Linked DNA regions of Homo sapiens: region 1 is linked to region 2. Evidence: chromatin loops called from intact Hi-C (ENCODE). Cell type or tissue: tibial artery. All regions are shown on one strand. Each heading gives the region's core, and the rest is flanking DNA. Links, peaks and the distances in the headings are about the cores only.

Region 1 (10,613 bases), core at 1,675-9,674, 57 kb after region 2:
TACTGTCCCTACATTATAAATTTCTCAATTATAACTTGTTTTTTAAAAACAAACAACCCTCCCTTATTTTTCTTTCTGATGCTTTATAGGTACTTTCTAATATATTCAGCCTATCCTGTGTATGACTTTGATACAACAATTCCAGAGATTGGTCAATGTTGTGGGTTGAAATGTGTCACCCCAAAATTCACATGTTGAAGTCCTTGCCCCCAGTACCTCAGAATGTGACCTTATTGGGAAATAGAATTGTTGCAGATGTTATTAGTTAAGATGAGGTCACACTGGAATACGGTGGGCCACTACTTCCATCTAGTTCAATATGGCTGATGTTCTCATAAAAACAGGAAATTTGAGCACAGAGGTGCACACAGGGAGAATGTTTTGTGGAGATGGGAGTTATGGTGCCACAAACCCAAAAACTACCACAAGGCAGAGAAGAGGCCTAGACCAGGTATTTCCCTAGTGCCTTCGCAGGAAGAATGGCCAAAATAACACCTTCATTTCAGACTTCTGGTCTCCAAAATGTTGAAACAATACATTTCTCTTGTTCTAAGCCACCCAGTTTACGGTACTTTGTTACAGCAGCCTTAGGAAATGAGTATAGTCAGTGAGATATTATCCTCATTTAGTACATGAGGAAATCGCAGCTGAGAAAAGTTGAGTAACCTGCCCCAGGTTTCACAGCTAGAAATTGGCAGGGCCGGGCTTTAAATCAAAATCTGTACCGCTTCAAAGTCTATGCACAGTGGCGGTGGTTCTTAGACACTGGTCCCTGGCCCTTGTTGGTCCAGAGCAGACTGAGAAAAGGAAGTAGGATGCAGTGATTTTTCATTGAGCTAAAATGACCTTCTTTTATTATAGAATTATTGCCTTCCTGCTATTTATTTTTTCTTCCTATTGTTTTGGTATTGTTCTTTTTACTTCTGAAATGATGGTGAGAATAAACAGTAGTTGGATTTTTTTCGTAAATTTTTATTTTGTTTTTTAATGTCTTTCATTTTATTGACAAGATAAAAAGTTGGCAATTCTGTGGCCTATAGAAGTTTGTTCTGAAATGTTTCTGGTTTATGAAACATAAATGTCTGAAGACAAATGTTCCAATGCTGTCCCCTTTATGAAACAAGTCCTCAGCCTGGGCAACACTGTGAGGCCCCATCTCCACTAAAACAAACAAACAAACAAAAAATACCAGCTGGTCATGATGGCATACATCTGAAGTCCCAGCTACTCAGCAGGCTGAGGGAGGAGGATCACTTGACCCCAGGAGAGCCACACTGACACTACAGTGAGGTATGGTCACGTCACTGCACTTGTGTTGCCTGGGTGACAGAGCAAGGCCCTGTCTCAAAAGAAAAAAAAAAAAAAGGAAGCTCTTCACAAACAGTAACACACTTGGTAGAGAGAAGAAGCTGTGCTCTCAATCAACTGTAGAGGTCCCTGCTCATAAACAAAGTGTCCACGTTAATGGTCACAATCTCAATTAATTACCACGAAATTATTCTGATATAATCCCACGCAACGAATTTGTTTGAATTTAACAATATTCATTTATTCAGAAATTTCCTTAGTCTTGTCCCCTTCCTTTTTAGTATAGATTTCCTAGTTTTCAGTAAAATTCTTGAGTTGCTTTTGACTTGATCCATTTTCTTTCGGGTTCAGGATTTGTGGGCTTGTGCGAATGTCTGAGGATTAAATGAGATCACCTTTGTTAAGTATCTAGAACACCATAAAAAAGCTTTCAGTAAATGCTAGTTCCCTTCAAAGAAAGAAGTGAAGATTTATGCATCCAGAAGGGAAACGACTTTAGGACTAAGGGAGATTTACAGCAACTGGATGACTTTGCAAGATGGACCAGCCTGGAGAGTGTTAATAAACTTCACCCTCTTATTGAACATTCAGTGATCCCCATGACAGTTTATAGAAATTGTGGCAGTCTATTTTTATGAATTCGTGTTCATGAGTATGTGTGCATACATATAAACATAAGTATATATAGAAATTAATATATATTGATGTCATATACATCATTAATATAAATTTGAGTGGTATGATTGTGTGTACCTTCTTCAATTTCTGAGAAAACTCAGAAGGAGAAAGCCTTCCTACATATAAGAGTTTGCCTTCTTTGTTTATCTATTATCTGGTCCCCTATAATCTAATTTGGGGACCACCAATTTGTCCTATCCTGAGAAACCTTAGTTAAGACCACTTCAATCTATCCCTTTGCCAAAGTTATCTCAGACTTCAAATCAGTAAAGAAGAGATTCCTTCATTCTGTGAGTATATATGGAGGGCTTACGATGTCCCAGGCACTACATTATTACGTTGAATGCCAGAAGAACGATGTAATCAAGGTCATATTCTCCCTCTCCTTAGGCTCTCAGTCCAGGGAGTAATAAATTTAATAGATAATAGCTAACTACACAGCTGCATAGCATATTTTTATAAGGACTTTCATTAAGGTGCTATAGAGGTTGAGAGCAATGGCATCTAATAACTCAGTCTGGAGACTGAGGTCATGAAGGCTTCTGGAAGGAGAGGATGAGTCTTAAGCTGGGTCTTAATAGATGAGTAGGAGATATTGAGATATCCAAACAACAAGTGTTGCAATCAGAGTAAGAAGCATATGCAAAGAGATGGTGGGGGGTTAACCACGGAACTCTGGAGGAGTGAAATTTTATCCATTTAGCACTTAATAACATAAGTACATGTGATGGAAAAAAAGACTAACTTGATAGTAGGAATACCAGAGACTAATCATCTTTTTTTATGAACTTCTTCAATGCAATGAAGGCTAAAGTGGAAAATGTCATGCTTTATAGTTAGACAGTCCTGATTCATTCAAGCTGACCTTTGCAAGTTGCTTAACTTCTCTGAATTAAACCTTGGTTCCTCATCTATCAAATGAGGATAATATTATCTAGTTCATATAGCTGTTGTGTTCTTATGAAATAAAAAAAATGTAAACTATCTTGTTTCTCACACAATGTACTTACATTAAATGTCAAAACAAGACACCAGACTAAATGTCAGTTTATGTCCTGAAAACACTTGTGTCATTGTGAATAAGAACATTCATCACTCATACCAAATCTGGTTTCCCATTGGGATATATTCATCTGTTTGCTTCCTAAACCAGTGGTTTCAAAACTTTGCTTGCTGACACCATCATTTAAAATCACTTTGCATACTCACCCATTATCTTAATATTTACATAATTGATATTTACATAAATATATTTATGTAAATATTATATATTTACATAAATATATAATATATATTATATATATTTATATAATATATATTTATATTATAATATATTTATTATAATATTATATTTATTATAATATTTAATAAATATTTATGTAAATATAAATTATGTATTTTTATATACATAAAATATTATAAATTATTGTGTAACTGTATTACTGTGTCACAGTGTGGCACACTATAAAACATATAACAAAACAGAAATTTAAAGGCTGTGATGAAAAATTAATAAAAAGAGAAGGTCTTGGCTACCACTGGGGTGCGTATAATCACTTTGAAGAATACCAAGATCTCCTAGACAGAAAAGACCTAATCTCATTCATTTATGGAGCACCCAGAAGCACAGACCAAGCACTAAAGAAATATCTAGGAATTGAAGAAGCAACACTGGGACAATAGAAAAAACCCAAAAACTCTGTGGCCTACTAGTGCCACTATCTGTACAAACCAGTTTTTTAGTTTTTATTTTTAATATATATTTTAATTATAATACAAGTTTAATATAGTAGAAATGTTAAACAACCTAAATGTAATGGCTCTCCCCCCTCAAAGGTCAGTGGCAAATAGAGAGTCAATATTCATTATTTCTAAAAGAGCTAATTGTAATAATAACCACTTGCTGAACACTTATAAGGGGCAGACACTACATTAATGCCTTTACAAGTACTTATTTGCTCTTTACAATAATCTGGACACCATATTATACCTCTGTAGAGGGTATCAAACATTTCGGTCCATGCTGTGGGTGGGGGTGGGGGGGGTGTCTGCAAACCATGGCCTGCAGGCAAATCTGTCCCACTGTCCATTTTTATATAGTCTATAAGCCAAGAATGTTTTTCACATTTTCAGTTTGTGGAAAGAAAAATCAGAAAAGAATACTGTTTTGTATGAAACTTTTATATAAAAGTTACATGAAATTCAAATTTCATGACCACAAATAGTTTTACTGAATCACAGCTACATCCATTTATGTATTTATGTATTGTCTATGGCTGCTTTTGCACTACAATGGCAAAGTTGACTATTTCAATAAAGATTGTATGCCCTATAAAATATAAAATGCTTAGTATCTGGCCCTTGACAAAACAAGTTTGCTGGCCCCTTGTGTATATGACTGGAGTCTACTGGACATGTGCACGTTGCAGCTTGCATGGCTCTAAGTCATGGTTCCAATAACAATCCTATCTGGAAATGTAGGTTCAGAGAGGTTGTCACTTCTCCATGCACTTAGGAAATGGCAGAATCAGAGGTTTTTAGGATAAATTTTTAAGGCTGAAATATGCACTTGATCTCACCTAGAGTTCAGGACACTTTTCTCTTCTGGCCTCTTCTGGCTATGTAACTTAACTAGCCACACGTAATATAACTTCCCCACTGCCTCCACTGTCTTCTCTGTACTCTCCTATCTAGCTTTTAATATATTTATGGCTAAGGACAGGGTAGGGTGGGGAACAGGTCAATGGAACAAAAGTACAATTCACTCATTCACAATACTTTTCATTCTCCCTCTTCGAGTCTCTCAAATACACACTTGGCCCCTGCGTATGAGGCTCTGCTGTCTCTGGCTGAGCTGAAAGTGATGAAAAGGACGTGTGATGGAATGCTGGAAACCTCATTACTGGCTCTTTGCCTACAGAAACTCAGCCAGCTTATCTTCTTTCCCAACGAACTTCAAACTTACACTGGCTCAGCTGGTTCTAGGTGCCTGTAACAAGCTGCTCTGCCCAGTGGAGATCAGAAGCCGATAGAAGATACTCTGCATATGCTTTGCTGTCCTGGAGAATATGTTCCCTTTTTTCTCATTCTCATTGTAGCAGATTCTCCAAGGGTCTCGGCCACTCCTGGGTTGTAACGTGGATACCGAAAAGTGCAAGTTACAATAATTTTTTCCTGGACGGTATCCAGAAGACCAGACATGTGAACATAATTTCTGTGGCTGCCCAATTATAGTTAGAACTTCACTTCTAAGCAAGGACAACTACACTGGCAGGACATGGACTACGTAAAGTTGTGAGAAGAGCTTTCACATATGTTAATCTCATTGACTCCTCCCCGCAAACAGGAATTTGTTATTCCCATTTTATAGATAAAGATGCTGGGACTCAAGAGGAACTAAGCAGTGTATATTTTTCATGTATCCGGTAAGTGGTAGATCTGAGTTTCAAACCTGAAGCTTTCTGACACCTAAGTGCCTGTCATTTCAGTAAAGGAGCCTGTTATAAAGAAGTCAGTTTGTTGCCATAATAGTCATTAGAAAACAAGCAAACAAACACCCCTTCCCTGCAACAAATCATGGCATGATATGACTGGGATGCAGTACAGCATAATGGAGTTCAATGATGAGCAGGGCTTAAAATTATTGGCAAATCATTTAAACAGCCTGATTCTCTGTAAATTTATCTGTAAAATGGAAGTAATAACATGCCTAACTTTTAGGATCATGGTGAGGGTTATATAAAAGAATGTAGGTATTCTGTTTATATGAAATGCCTAGAATAGGCAAATCCATATAGATGGAAAATAGATTGATGGTGCCTAGGGCTGGAGGTAGGGGGTGGGAGGAAATGAGGAGTTGCTAATAGTTATGGGGTTTCTTTTGGAGATGATGAAAATGCTCTAAAATTGTGGTGATGGTTGCACAACTCTGTGAATATAATAAAATCCACTGAATTGTATATTTTAAACAAGTGAATAATATGGTATATGAATTTAAAAATAATGTAGGTAAAGGGCTTAGCCAATGCCTGGCACAAAACAAATGCTTTATAAATGTTAATTTTTGTCATTACTACTTTGAGGCAGAGACTATCTGGTTCACCAAACTCATTTCCTCTTCTCCTAGAGCACAAAACTAGACTCTACCCTAAAAATTAGGTGTGGCCATGTGTCTGAGTCTGGGCCAAGGGAATGTGAGTTCTGGCCAATGTAAGGGAACAAGCTTGGCCCATAAAAATAATCCCCTCACAAGCCTTCATGTTATTTCCCTTCTACTAGCTTGATGCAATGAATCTTTTGGCTTCAGAGCTACATGTTGAAGATGAAGGAGCCATAGTGTGGAAAAGCCAAAGTTCCTGAATCACTGACCAGGGGAGAGTTGCCCATTAGCCAAGAAGACCGGCTTTAGACTTTCTGAGAAAGTAAATAAGCTTCTAATTGTTTAAACCTTTTTTTGAGTTTTGATTGTAACAGCTACTGGTATTATTATAACTAACATATTATTGTTAGTTTTTACAGTACCAAATTGAGGAGAAGTGTCAGCCCTTGTCACATGCCTGAAATAAATTCACTGTAGATTGGCTGACCATGCTGGGTCTGGGGGCATGAGTGCACACAGGAAAAGTTGTCTGGTGAATTTGAGCATTATTTTAGTACTGTTGAATAGTCACTGGACAGTTTGAGTGTAGTATGCAGCTTCTAATTACCTTCCCCAACTTTGGGGAAGCAGAGTCCTTGTTTTGCCCTCCAGTCCCTTCAGGAAGGGCCAAATGAACAGCAGGCAACACGCAATCAAACCGTGCATAGCAGTAGGGTGTGGGAACGGCGAAGGCAGCTCTGTGCCTGCTGCTCCACCCTTCTCTCCTACCCTTCTTTGTGGAGGACACCGTACCCTGTCCACTTCCCTTTTGATAAAAGGGAAAGTAATACAAATTAAAGATGTGACCCAATCACATTGTTTTGTCCTTGCTTAGTGCTTTTTAAAGCAGTATCCTACACTCTAAATGTGGAAGGCAGAGACAGCTTTTAGCTCTCCGGGTGAATAATGCCAAAGTATTTGATTGCTATTGTCTCTCTTTCAGAGGGTTTGCTGTCAAAAGGAAAAGCTCTGAGTCATTCTTTAGAAAAGGTGAAGAGAGGATATGCAACCACAAGCCAAAGGTGACAGATCGGAAAGGGACCAATCACTGGGAGCAGGGTTTCTCGGGTTTGTGAGCCCCTTCCCTCATGCAATTGTGTCAAATTGGGCCAAAAATGCCTTCTGTATCTTTCTCACAGAGGAGTGCTGTAAAACCCAAAGGGCATGTAAAATGAAGTACAGTCAGATCTTATAAAAATAGCTATTGATTCCTGAGTGTTTACTGTGAAGCCCTCTTACATAGCTTGTTTAATCTTCTTGACAAGCTTAATACATAAGTATTATTGGTCCACTTGAGAGCTATTGAAACTGAGGCTCAGAGGTTAAGCAAAGCCGTGTCCCCAGGATCACACAGGTAGTAAGCAACAGAGCTGGGACTCTAACTAAATCTCTCACCACCATGCCCTTCAAGGACTTCAAACAAATGAAAAGCATTAGCAAGGTAAATGGCTCTTCTGCTGGAGAATCTAGAAAGTCCAAAGCCAAAATGTCTACCCTTGCGTGGAAAGAACATCCTACAGGGCTGCCTGTGTTCAGCATATTAAGTGCCTAAGAGAATAATGAAACAGATAAGAAAAGGGAAGAACAAAGGCCATTGTCCCCGGCCCTGGAGACTAGCCTGCCTGAACATGATTCACAGTCATTCATGGACTCAGACCTCATAGATTTTGAATATCAGATCATTGCAGATAGAAATGTGAACTTCCAGATAGCAACCATATCTTCTTGCTGAAAATAGCTTCCCTCCCCCCAGCACAAAGTCATAAAGAAAGAAAAAAGAATCTTAATTTCCTTCTGCTTCCTGTTTGCCAGACTGTTCCTTTCTTCCTTCAACCTCACGGTCCCATTGTTTCTCTTATTTCTTCCTAGTATGCTCTATTTAAACCAGATGGAGCAGTAGCATTTTGAAGCGATTTTTGAACCCAAGGGACTCGCGTCATAAATAAATAAAACAAATGAACACTTTAGCAATTGGCAAATCAGGCAGGAATGGGTTTAACAACGGAGCTGGAAATGTAGCTGAAAATCTACTCCACGATGAAAGATCGGAATGTGGCACAAGTTCTTTTCACCGAATAGGTAACCACACTGACTTCTTTCAGTAAACTGGGGGCTAAAGAGAGACGCAGTGGGAAGGCAGTGGCAAAGAGCTTCAGAGACACATTCAGTGGCCCCGTCTACTTTGCATTACCAATATGCTGATACATTATCCCATGGTTGCTACGAAATATTTGTTCACCACCTATAAAAGTAAGGCATTTTCAAGAGCTGGTTTTCTTTAAATACATTCTCTTTCCTTTAAGTCTTACATAATTCAACTATCATTCCATGTGAGGCTTAATTTAAAGAAAACCATAAGTTGAGTTAATTCACTGTGAAGGGTTATGGAAGCTATATTTATTCCAGAGAGTCAGCAGCAGTGTAATGGAGCATCTATTATATGCCTGACCTAGTGCCAGGTTCTGGGAATACAAACATGAATAGCCCAGCCCCTGCCCTTAAGACGTTCACAGAACTGGGAGGATTCACAAACTAAGTGAAAGTGAAAGGCCTGTTACCGCTATTAAGATAGAAGAAAATATATGAGGTGCTTAGCGATCACCTCTAATGAGGGAGAAATTATGTGTGGGGAGGGGAAGAGGATAGAGTTTGTGATTCAGTAAAAGAGTCCTAGCTGGGTGCAGTGGCTCACGCCTCTAATCCCAGCACTTTGGGAGGCCGAGGTGGGTGGATCACCTGACGTCAGGAGCTCGAGACCTGTCTAAGATGTTGAAACCCTGTCTCTACTAAAAATACCAAAATTAGCTAGGCATGGTGGTGGGTGCCTGTAATCCCAGCTACTTGGGAGGCTGAGGCAGGAGAATCACTTAAACCTGGGAGGTGGAGGTTGCAGTGAGCCGAGATGGTGCCACTGCACTCCAGCCTGGGTGACAGAGTGAGACTCCATCTCAAAAAAAGAAAATCCTCAAAAAAAGAAAATCCCCTGTCTGTCTACCTAGAAGGCCTAAGAAGCTGTTAACCAAGGGAGAAGAGGTTGAGATGATGGTCTGGGCAGAGAGCACAGGAGGAATTGGGACAGGCTCCACCGTGATGTGAAACAACCTGAAGGTTATGGTCACTGTAGACATTTGAACCCAGCTGGAAAACAGACTGAGGAGAGAAATGAGAGGCAGGCTTGGGAGTCACGGGGTGGATCATTCTCTGTCATGTGGGTCAGGGGACTCCATCCCATAGGCCATGGGAGCCTCTGTAAGACTTTAAACAGCAGAGTGAACATGATCTGATTTGCACTTTAGAAAATCACCTTGGCAACCAGGTGGAGGATGGACTGGAGGTGTTGAGGCTGGGAGCATAGAGAACAGTTAGGAGGCAATGGCAGCAGTCCAGGTAGGAGGGATAGGGCCTGATCTTAGATGGCAGCAGTGGGAATGTAAAGAAAAGAAGGGAGAACTAATATTAGGAAGGAGAAAATCTGGGCTGGAGGTAATGAAATCTAGATTCTAATCCTAGCTTTGGCACAATCTCTTAACGTGACCTTAGATAAGCTCTTCCTTTTCTGGACCCTGTTTCCCAACGTGGCAGGTGAGAGGGCGACATTTTGTGGCTATATGAGAATGCACTTTATATATGTACTTGGTTATTATTATTTACTCATTAGGTAAGCCAGCCAGTCAGTCAGTCAGTAAAGGCACTCATTCCTTGAGTCACAGTTTTGGGCATCTTGATATGAAAAAGCAAAATGGTAGTACAAAAAAATCCAACCAAGGGAATGAGGAGACTTGAAGTCCATAAGCATTTACTGATGATACATTAAGTACAAAATGTACATCATAATCTACTATAGATATAATGGAAACAGAAATGACCAAGATGTGTTCTCTACCTTCCGAGAGGGAAATGAGGCAGCCTATGATTAATTCAATTAAACAAATATTGAGTAAATGACTATGTGCAGAGTATTGGGTCTGTCATAGTAAGGAAACAGAGAAATAGGACATGGTCCCTAACATGAAGGACTTCGTAGTCACAAATGGAAGAAAAGTGATACTGCTATTGGAGAGTTGCAAAGCACTATGGGAGCCCAAGACAAAAGAGAATATGTACCAAGTCAAAAATCCATTTTTAATTTTCGCCATAGTAAACAGAAATATAATTTCCCTTTCTGTGGTTCAATGCTGCTAAAAGCACCTTCAGAAAAGCAGATGAAAGAAGAGATCATTCATTTTACTCTAAACAAAAATTTTTCTGTGGGTGAGGTCCTATACTAGGTGTTCAACGTAAGAATAACAAGACATGCTCTTTGCCCTCAAAGAAATGAGTCAGTGTTTGTAACATTTTGAATTCTGGGGAGGAGAAAGTAGAAGTTTGGTTCTACTTTTTCTACCTAACAATTCAAAGTGCCTTGAACAGTGCTTAGCACAAAGTAGGTGCTCAATAAATGATCAACTGAAGTGAACAATATTAAATTTGCTACTTAAAGAAAGAAAAT
Region 2 (10,613 bases), core at 1,014-9,013:
TTTACTGCTATATGTTTCACAATGCAGGAAATACACAATACAAGTAGCATATTAAATCAAACATACCCAAATCATTCCCACAGAACAAGAACAGTTAACATTAGCAATAATCAGTTCCACTTGCACAGCACCACTAAAGTACTTCAAGCACTTCACACGAAAGATTAAAGGAAAAAAAGTATAACTAGATTAGAAAATAGAGAGGGTTGGCTCATATTTAAAATACTGCCTGGCTCAGAGAGTGCTGGTTACCACTCCCTTCAAAATTTCAGGTAAACAAATTGCTACTACCTGGGAAGATCATTTCTAGTGGGGAAATGAAGGCAGCTTCTGCAAGACCCCAGGAAGGTACATTCTCTCTGACACCACCAGGACCAGGGCTAGAGTTGGGAGCATGCTTGTGAGCATGCGTGTGTGTGTGTGTAGGGTATGGGAGGTAAATCCAAGGGGAAGAATGGTTTTTTGGTGCAAGCAAATATTTTACTAAGTCAGCTAAATTGTTTCTCACAGAACAAAGAAGGTGCTTGCTTTCTGATTTAGGTTTTGGCTTCACAGAAAACTATAAATAATACCAAAGAAATCCCACATTCCTACAGCACAGTTTATCCTGTGCAAAAACCTCAAAGACATTTGTGTTAGAATTTCTCCTCTCCTTATTCCTTAATCAAAGAGTCCAGCACTGTGCTGACAGAAGCAGATTGGGAATCACAGCTAAAGTGTATTCAACAGCTGACACCACATAAACTAGGCCCTTAGGGAGGCAGAGTGATGTGGGGAGAAGTATGGGACTGGGGGTAGGAGAGCTGATTCTGCCACAGATAGCTGTGGGATCACAGGCAAGTCTCTGTCTCTGTTCTCCTCAGGTCTCAGTTTCCTCTTCTGTAAATTAAGCAGAGGGCCCAATGATAGCTAAGGTTCCTTCTAGCCCTAGAATTACATAAAGCTAAGTAAAGTGAGGAGAATAACACCATTTTCAGGATGTTATTCTCAGATTTGAGACATGATCATCCTCTTATATTTATATAATCAGAGAAACCCTGCTAGTAATTTATTCTGAGAGAGCAAGTAGTTGACTTTCTAAAATAAACACAACTGACCGTGGTCCTATACAAGCACTCTAGACAAAGCAAGCATCTGTATGAAAATCCTGTAGCCAAAATTAGTATTCAAGAAGTACAAAGGTACAAACTTGTTGAATCCTTTTTGGTAAGAATTTCACTTAGGCCTTGCTTCTTGCTTTTTTTTTTTTTTTTTTTTGGTCTGTTTTATCACTTTTCATGAGAATAAGGCCAGGGGGCTCTTGTAAGTTCTTTCTTTCTGATTTGCTGATATGACTATACGCATGGCCCATATTTCTTTTAATTTCATGTCTCTTAGAGTCATTTAGATGCTAAAGTCAGCCCTCTAGGTACAAAATAAGTAGTAATAATTGAACATTTGGAAACTAAATACCATATTTGTATATTACAGAGATTTCATTTGGGGACTTTCTTATGAAATGTCAAGTATTTTTGAGTCTCATTAAAAAGAGGTTCCTCCTTTCAATACAATCTCCAACCATTACTTTGTTACTCTAAGTCTTTGTCTCTTCTGTACGTTATACTTTTATTTATGATTTTAGAGAATAAAGATCTGAATCTAATTACTACTCTTTCAAATAAGTGTATTAGTTTTATATAATATCATATCACTTCATTTAATTTTCTTAATCTTCCAAAACTTAATAGCTATTAGCAATATATTTCAGCAAATTTCTTCTAGTATCTGAACAATTTATGCATTCTATCTCTTAATAAGACACTTGGTAATTTTCCCTCCGAGCTTTATTATATATATAACCATTTCAGTTACACTAACTGATTTAGTTCTATCCTATTAACCCAGCTGACTTTTTCCAATTTGCTACCAGGGACTAAAACATTTCAAAATTTAAAAATACTTTGTAGCATGTAGACCAGCAATACAACACAAGAGAGAAGAAGAACCACAAATGGAGCTTGTTAACTTTCCATCATATTTGTAATGTCACTACAAGACATGTTTTAGGGTGGTTCTGAACAGTCACAGATTACAATTAAGGGTATCAAAATAATCTTTTGAAATGGAGTTGGCCAAATTCATAGGGTTAATAACTTGTTTTTCTTAATCTCAGGGCTTCCCTGGAATAAGAAGGGACTCTAGGCTTATCAGTTCAGTCGGGAAATTAAGCCCTATGAGAACCTGTGCCTTCCAGAATCCCACTCCCTTCTTAGCCCTGCTGTGAATACCAAATACATACAAAACTTAACTTTAGAGCCAAAGTGGAACCAACAGCAAAAGTTCAACTCAAGCATGTAAATTAGTATCTATAACATATACGTCATGCCTAAAATTTCAGGTAAGAAGGATATGACCTCAGGCTGGAGTCAGATTGAATTCAGGCCAGAGTGGGGAGTGGAGAATACAATAAGAATGGGCATGGTTCTTCCATATGGTACATAGATTCATGTTGCCCGTTAATTAGGCATCACTTTCTTCCTTTTGCCTGTTAGTACTTATATATTTTTAAAAGTACAGTCAGCACTGATGAAGTTTGGAAGTAATACAGGAAGCTTGTCTTGGAAGAGGAGCATGTTATAGTTGAGTGTTGATGGATCTTACTCAAGAGGTAGCTACTAGGATGAAAGACTGGAAGGCATTTCACATTCAATCAATCATTTATCTTTTTCTGGTAAATTGATGAGTTTTGTCAGACAAGGAACAAGTAACTTCTATGGTCTGAGAAAAAAACTGGTAGCGAGATGACACAGAAGGAAGTCTTTCTGCCAAAACTTGTTAGAGAAAAGCACATAACTCTTTAGAAGAATGCCGTGGATTTTAAACTGATGCACTAAAGTTAATGCAATCAGTATCAGGCAGGTTAGGAGATAATACAGGAATATTTTCTTTTCACACTGATGGTAAGTAAATGTCCAAGGGTTTGGTCCACATATGCCATTTAAGATTTATTAGAAATGAAAATGTTTCTTCTCATTATTTTTATTGCAACCTATGCTGAGCATTTTATCCTGAATCATAACTTTGCCAAAGAATAACTTGATAAAAGCAGGCACCTTTAACTAATTTAATCTAATAACATTTCAAACATTTATTCCAAATGCTTAAACACAAGGTCTTTCAGTAGTGTACTGATGAAAGTGGGTTAAGTGGGACACATGTTCTGTTGCTACATGGTGTTGCCTTTGTTTTCTCAAGTTGAATTGCTCACAAAGTGCAGATAGAGAAATACTCCTTTGCCTACCTGACGTAGAGGGAGCGTTTCTGATTGGTTCGCAGGGATCCGGACCCGGAGCTCATGCTGTGGTTCATCATCTGCTCTCGTAGGTCATGGATTTTGGCCTCAAATCGAGCGTAATCTGGGAATGAAAACAAAGGTAGCAAATTTTGCTCTGTGCCCTCAAGAGTTGGAAATGCTGCACAGCCCAGGCAGCCCCTCACCCACGTTGTTGGTTCCTTTGCCAAACAATGGGGAGATGTGCAACTCAAGGGTATGCCTGTTTCCTATTATTTATTCACAGACATTTATAAGAGGAAAATGATAAATCAGTTATTTCCCAAAACGTACCTGGAAAACACACCACCATCAAATTCCCAACTTGTAAAAAGTCCATGGGGGCTGGGAGAGGGAGGATGGGGGATCATGGGAAGGCAGGGAGGTAGATGTGGTTATAAACAGGCAATGTAAAGTATCCTTGTGGTGATGGAAATGTTCTCTATCTTGCCTGCACGGTGGATATTGGTAACTGCACGTGTGATAAAATTACACAGAACTAAACACACACACACACACACACACACACACACACACACACAACTGCGGAAAATCTGAATAATATCGATGAATTGTGTCAATGTGAATATCCTAGTTGTGATAATATGCAATAGTTTTGCAAAATGTTACTATTGGGAGAAACTGAGTAAAATAGTTATTTCTTACAGCTGCATGTGAATCTATAATTACCTCAAAAACAAAAAGCAAAAAGCAAAAAACAAAAAACAAAAAACAAAAAAAAACTCCATGGGAATCCCAACTCAATAGGGTATTGAGGAGAGACTCTAGTTACTCTCAGCCTGATAGACCTGACAATCAAGAGTTTGGTGATGAATTGTGTAAGAAATTTCATTTAATTTAACTAAATTTTGTTAGGGGGTGGGGGTCTGCTAGAAGTTGACCACTTGGGATCATACCTCAATTTTGTCCTATAGCTTTGCCCACATGCCAAATTTTAGAAATTTTCAAACATTAAAAGTTATGGGGATAAAAAAATCAAAGAAATCTGTATATTATAACATTGCTATTGTTTCACAGAAAAAAATATTTTTGGCATGTCAACCCAATAAAGATAAAGAAAGAATCGGTTCTAAGGTACTTATTAACACAATGAACATGTAAAAAGAAACGGCTTTTGATGTTTCAATATTTTTTATCACAACCTAGAAACTTCTATCATTTCCTTGGCAAAACAATGTCTTGCTTTAGAAAATTCAGCAGGCTTAACTTACCCACAAATAAACTTAAAAATGTTAATTGGAATTATAAATGGTTCTTTTAATTACAAAGAAACTCACCATGAAGAATTTTAATAGAGTATATCAGTATATTTCAGAAAACAATTTGATTTTCAATTCAATTTATTCACAACTTTAATAAAACAAGGATGAATGTATACAATAAAAGATGATCTACTTACAGAGTGTTTCAAATTCTTTATAAGAAAAAGTTCTATAAAATGTAATTTCATTTCAACTTACTGGATATGTATTGATTAATGTAGGGATAGCTTTTCTAAAAGATTTGACCTTAGTTTTCAGCAATAAATAGATAACAGGAAAATAAACTCTGAATATTAAATATTTTTAAAGTTTAGTACACAACAGATAAAGCCATAATAGTTGGCTGGAAATTTCTGGTGCATAAGCAAAGTCTGGTATTATCCAGATTTGGAAGGCTTCCTGCTCATGCTTAGCTTTGAATAAATAAGTCCTAAATGATTAAATAAGTAGAACACATATTTAACAACATATTTAAGGTAAAAATCTATTGACTATAATTTAGGAAAATGTATTTCATTTTCTAGCAAGAGAAAACATTTATTTATAAACATCAATATGATACTGTATGCAGGCCAGGTGTGGTGACACACACATATAGTCCCAGCTATTTGGGAGACCGAGGCAGGAAAATCACTTGAGCCCAGGATTTCAAGGTTTTAGTGACTTATGATCTCACCACTGCACACCAGCTTGGGTGACAAAGTGAGACCCTGTCTTTATTTAAAATTAAGGAAAAATAAAGATACGATACTGTATGCAGATTTAAATCATTTTGAGCAAGTCGTATTTTCTTGCCACCTTGGAAGAGTCAATTAACATTTATTGCTGGCCACATGGCAGACAATATGCTCAATGCTTCATGGGCATTATCTCATTTCTGTTTTAAATTACAAAATGAAGTCTATGGATGTTGAAAATTTTGAAAGATATAGAAAAACACAGGATAAAAATTGAGAGGCTCTCGTCTCTTCTGCCTTCCCTTACCTTCTCTCTCACTGCTCTCTTTCCCTACAGCTTACCCTAGTGGTACATGTATGGTTGTGTGCCGGATATGTATGTGTGTGTTTGTGGGTAGCTGTGTGTACATACACACATAACCATACAAACAAGACCATAGCTATTTATTGTATTAAGACTTTTCCCCCCTTTTTAATAGTGTAATTTGGATATTTTCCTGCCTTCTACCAAATACATAAATATCATGTTTCTTAATACTCTTAATAGTCTATTCCATAGTTTAGACTGTATTTAACAACTCCCTTATCATTAGATATTTAGGCTTGTCCAGCTTTTTGCTATCACAAACAGGGATCTTGGTGTATATGTGAATGTTGGCAGCAGGTTAGCAGAGCACCAGAAGTGGGACTACTGGTCAAACCTTTGCACAAAAATCATACAGCCTCTAATAGCATTTCCCAGAGAAGAAAAGGGCCTTGTCTGGAACACAGATCAAGAACTCTTAACTTTTTCTGATCCATGCTTTACATTGCCACTTGATAAATACTACATGTCATCTCTAAGTACCACTAAATCTCCCATCTGGAGAGATGGGACACTCTCCTTTATACCTTTGATGACTTTACTACCCATGATAAAAGCAGGAGATCCCACCTTCCAGCTGCCCCTTCTTAAACATCTAACTCTGTGCAAGTCCCAACCCTCATTTAATCACTTTGCTACTTCATTGCATTCATCACACCAACTTGCAGTTATTTGTACAGTTGTTCATCTTCCATTAGACTGAGCCCTCTGAGGGCAGGAAATATTTTTCATTCTTCTTGGAACTTCCTTTTCCTAACATAGTGTCTGAGATGCTCAATAAACTTTTTTTTGAGTGAATAAAAAATAAATGAGGGAGTAGAATACCTAGATGAATTCAGTTATAAAATGGCTCCAGGTACTGAAATTGTCCATTTTCATTTTTATGTTTTTGCAATAAGAAAGATGAACATGCATCTCCCCTAGTGCTACTTTTTTCAAAACTAAATATTCTAATTCCAAGGCTTTATTTCCGTCAAATAACTACCACTTCCAAATTCTTCTGTTATTTTTATTGTTCTCCAGGATCTCTCCATCTCAATCATGTCATACATTGGAAACAATTCTCTGACACTTCATCTATATACAATCAACACTTTGTTAGGCTCTTGTAGCTGCCTCATTTTTTGTAACACAATAGAATACTTGCCTTAATAATAAATTATATTTGCCTTACAGTATGGCTTATTAGATACCCAAAATGTTTTCTGCCATGCTTTCGAAATGTTTTGACTGCATGACATTCTATGGTGTTAAAATTCCCCAAAATGAATGATTTATACTGCATTTGCCTTAATTGGAATCTATCCTGTTTTCATCTTTCCTACTTTGACAGTCATCTCAATGTAAATCCTGTGTCAGAGGTGCTTATCTGTCTCTTTGCTACTTTTCTTTGAAAACTAAACATAAACACAAGAAATTTCACATAGTAAAACTAGTAAGATCTGGGTTTATAAATATAAATGGTGCATCTGTGGCGGCAGAGCTCTGTCTCCAACTTCTTGGAGATAAACAAGTTCATAGTTAGAAATGCTCTAGAAGTAAACAGGAAACCTGCTACACAAATTGTGAAATATAAGTATGTTTTATAGAAGTCCTGAAATTGTATTTTTCAACAAGTTAAAACAGAAAAACCTAACACTACCATATCCATTAAATATTAATTCTCTCTTCCTCAAATGTTTTACTCATATCTATGCCTGTCCCTTTGGAACATTTTTCAGTCAAATTCATAACACTGTCTTGATTCCAAGCCTCAGGAGAACATTTGAATGAAATTTTCAAATGCTTCAATTTTTATATCATCCAATGTGGAATTCACATTTACTGAGCACCTGCAATGAGCTAGGATCTGTACTACATACTTTTAAAAATACATTATTTTTCCTAAGAAAGTTCTGAGGTAGATATATTATTTTACAGATGAGGAAACAGAGGTTCAGAGAGGTTAACTGACTTCACAAAAGTCATAGAGCTACTAGGTAACAGAGCTCATTGAACATGGAGCTAGGATTCAACCCTGGATCGCCGTGAAGCCATTTTGTTTCCATGACATCATGACATTGGTTATAACACCACAATTGTTTAGAATATAAGGCTTGTTTAGAATGCAAGGCTTCCTCAATTCTCCACCCTTCCCCTCTTGACATCTTGCTCTTCTTCCCTTCATCTATTGTGTTAGTCAGGTGCATGCTGGTCTTCCCTCTATCAAACTGTAAGCTACTTGGAGACTTGGGATGCCTCACTCATCTCTATTCCCAAACCTCAGGGTCTATCATTCTACCTTCTGTATAGACAGGACTTTCATAGTTTTGAACAAGTCAGAACCTGAAAGAATTTGCTTCCAGAACAGGACATTGACAGGAAAATTAAGCATGATCATGCCGAGGTATAAAACAATATTAAAATTGCAGCATTTTCTTCTGTCTTGCTTTGCATGAAATAGATGTTTGGTAAATGCTTTTTAAATTACAAGTTGTTTTATGTTTTGGGGGGATTTTCTTCTGTAACAAGAAGCAAACCACTGAAACCCAACTCCTAAGCAAACGTTTTAGAGGAGCTTCATGAAACATTACCCCCAGCTAGTTCTTTCTCCACCTCTATATATGATAACCCATTTTCTCCTCCACATTTTTGAGTATGTAAAGCCAGTTGTTCCTGACTAGGTGCATTTAATTTGGGGTTCTGGCATTTGTATTCACTTGAACAAGATGGATGATAATAGTAAAAAGTGTACAAGATTTGGGTTATGTAGATGGAGTCAAAATCCTGGTTGTGCCACTAAATAGCTATACATTACTGTGAAAGTTATTAACCTTTCTGTGCTTAATTTTCTCAAGTAAAATAGGAATAAGAATTGGACCTACCTCAAGATCTGTTGAGAAGATTATGAGAGAGCTGATGGATCTAAAAGATTGGCGCTTGGTAATGACTGTCAATTCTTTCTATTACTTCTGTGTGTAATTCATCACCTATTCTTGTTCATCACTTGCGAAAATTGTAACCCCTTTCTGTACTGAGTAAAATGGAAACCTGTGTCTGCTCCTAGAGCCCCCTGTTACGGCCTCCCTCTACTTGTTATGAATTGATGTCTTCACCAGGTCAAATAGGAATGAGCCACAGATGGCCATACTTTGGGACACTTGCCATCAGGTGGAACTTCTCATCTGCTAGGCAACCACTCAGGGTACTCTCATAAGTTCATAGTGACTTGGAGTCCAGGAGAATAATGTCCAATTCCAAAGCTGCTGCTATTTTCAGGAATATCAGTGATTTCATTCATCAGTATTATCTCAAGGCCTTGAGCTACTGATGGACACTTGGATGGAGCAAGGTCATAGGTGTGAACACCACAAACTACACAGTGAGGGGGGCTCTGCCATACACTTGTTTGCAATTTGTTAAGGGTAAGTAAGGCGACTCAGAATGCAAATCTACCATTCACACAGAAAAGGAGGCATTGCCTCCTGTGAGAAGGCTGGCATTGTTTAATGCAGTAGGATTAATCTGCATTGATTAAAACTGCCCAGCTGCTCATGTCTTCGAGACTCAGGTGGCTTACTTTGGTTCTGAGATAAGAAAACAATACACTCAGTGGGTTAGGCAATAGCATGAGGCCATGGCCTGCCCTCCCCCTTTCCCAAGTGAGATGGTGGGCAGCATGCCCCTCGATCAGTCACGACCTCATCCAGGGGTCTCATGATTGCCAGATAAGAGGAAGCCATAAACGGAGGGAACAGGGTTAGAAACTCTATGTTATGGCTGGCTGCATAGTATTCCATGGTGTATATGTGCCACATTTTCTTAATCCAGCCTATCATTGTTGGACATTTGGGTTGGTTCCAAGTCTTTGCTATTGTGAATAATAAAAAACGATGAGTTCATGTTCTTTGCAGGGACATGGATGAAGCTGGAAACCATCATTCTCAGCAAACTATCGCAAGGACAAAAAACCAAACACCGCATGTTCTCACTCATAGGTGGGAATTGAACAATGAGAACACATGGACAGAGGAAGGGGAACATCACATACCGGGGCCTGTTGTGGGGTGGGGGGATGGGGGAGGGATGGCATTAGGAGATATACCTAATGTTAAATGACGAGTTAATGGGTGCAGCACACCAACATGGCACATGTATACATATGTAACAAACCTGCATGTTATGCACATGTACCCTAAAACTTAAAGTATAATAATTAAAAAAAAAAGGTACTGGGAGTAAAATTAAAAAAAAAAAGGAACTCTATGTTAGAAGGCCAGCTTTTAGTCTTAATCTTGTCATTTATTACTAGTGGGGCCTTGGGAAGTTACTGAACCTCAGTTTGTTCATCTACAAATTGTGAGGTTCACATCACAAAGTGGTTGTGAGACTCAAAATGAGATTTGACTGAAGTGTTCTGAAAATATAAGATAGGTGTTGCTGTTATTACTTTGGTGACTCCTGTCAGGACAAAGACATATGCAGTTCTTAGTGGTACTAATGGTGACAGTGGCACCCTCTTTCTATTTGTTCATTATAAACGTGTGCAGCTTTAACAACAACTGGTAAGATCACTGAGCTGTAAACAGGACTCTGCACATCCAAGCAACAGAGACTGCTTTCCTGCTGAGTTATCCATTTCCACACTACAGGAGAATTAGTTTGAAGAGACCACCTGCTGTACACACGCGATGCTTTAAATAGACACATCTGAACTAGAAGCTCTTGGTGTCTTATAATAAAGGAAATTTGTGCTTTAGGACAACTTCCAATATGGCTGGGGTAAATGTCAATGGTGTGTAGTCTGTTGGGGGTCACAATATTGTTTACCTGGATGTGACCCTCATTGTCACTGAGGCTTAGGAAGGGTACATGGTAAGGATGAAGCAGAAATGGTTTACATCTATTCTTAGCAGAGCATGTAATCACTGCTCCAGGGATGAGATGCTGTGAGCAATTATAAATGTTTCCATTTCTTTGGCGGAAACATCCTTCTTTCA

Evidence for each region. Peaks named below come from ENCODE experiments on the same cell type or tissue, not always from the same donor. Only the 100,000 strongest peaks of a DNase experiment are listed, where the experiment ranks them.
Region 1: it touches region 2 in a loop (4-fold over the local background); 4 of 110 quality-filtered maps call a loop at or near these places.

What each region holds. Positions count from the first base shown.
Region 1 is chr11:83,686,665-83,697,277 of GRCh38, forward strand. All of the region lies in intron 18 of DLG2 (discs large MAGUK scaffold protein 2), which reads right to left. DLG2-AS2 (DLG2 antisense RNA 2) reads left to right here. Exons shown (of 12, transcript NR_187249.1): 8 at 5,357-5,411; 9 at 6,265-6,407; 10 at 7,068-7,146. Among named protein-coding and RNA genes, the nearest start is that of DLG2-AS2, 54 kb to the left of the region's middle. In tibial artery, for the core only: no CTCF peak of the experiment used is centred there; a DNase peak (open chromatin) is centred at 4,895.
Region 2 is chr11:83,629,931-83,640,543 of GRCh38, forward strand. It overlaps DLG2 (discs large MAGUK scaffold protein 2), which reads right to left. Exons shown (of 28, transcript NM_001142699.3): 19 at 3,281-3,395. DLG2-AS2 (DLG2 antisense RNA 2) reads left to right here and starts at 7,763. Exons shown (of 12, transcript NR_187249.1): 1 at 7,763-8,020; 2 at 8,472-8,556. In tibial artery, for the core only: no CTCF peak of the experiment used is centred there; no DNase peak of the experiment used is centred there.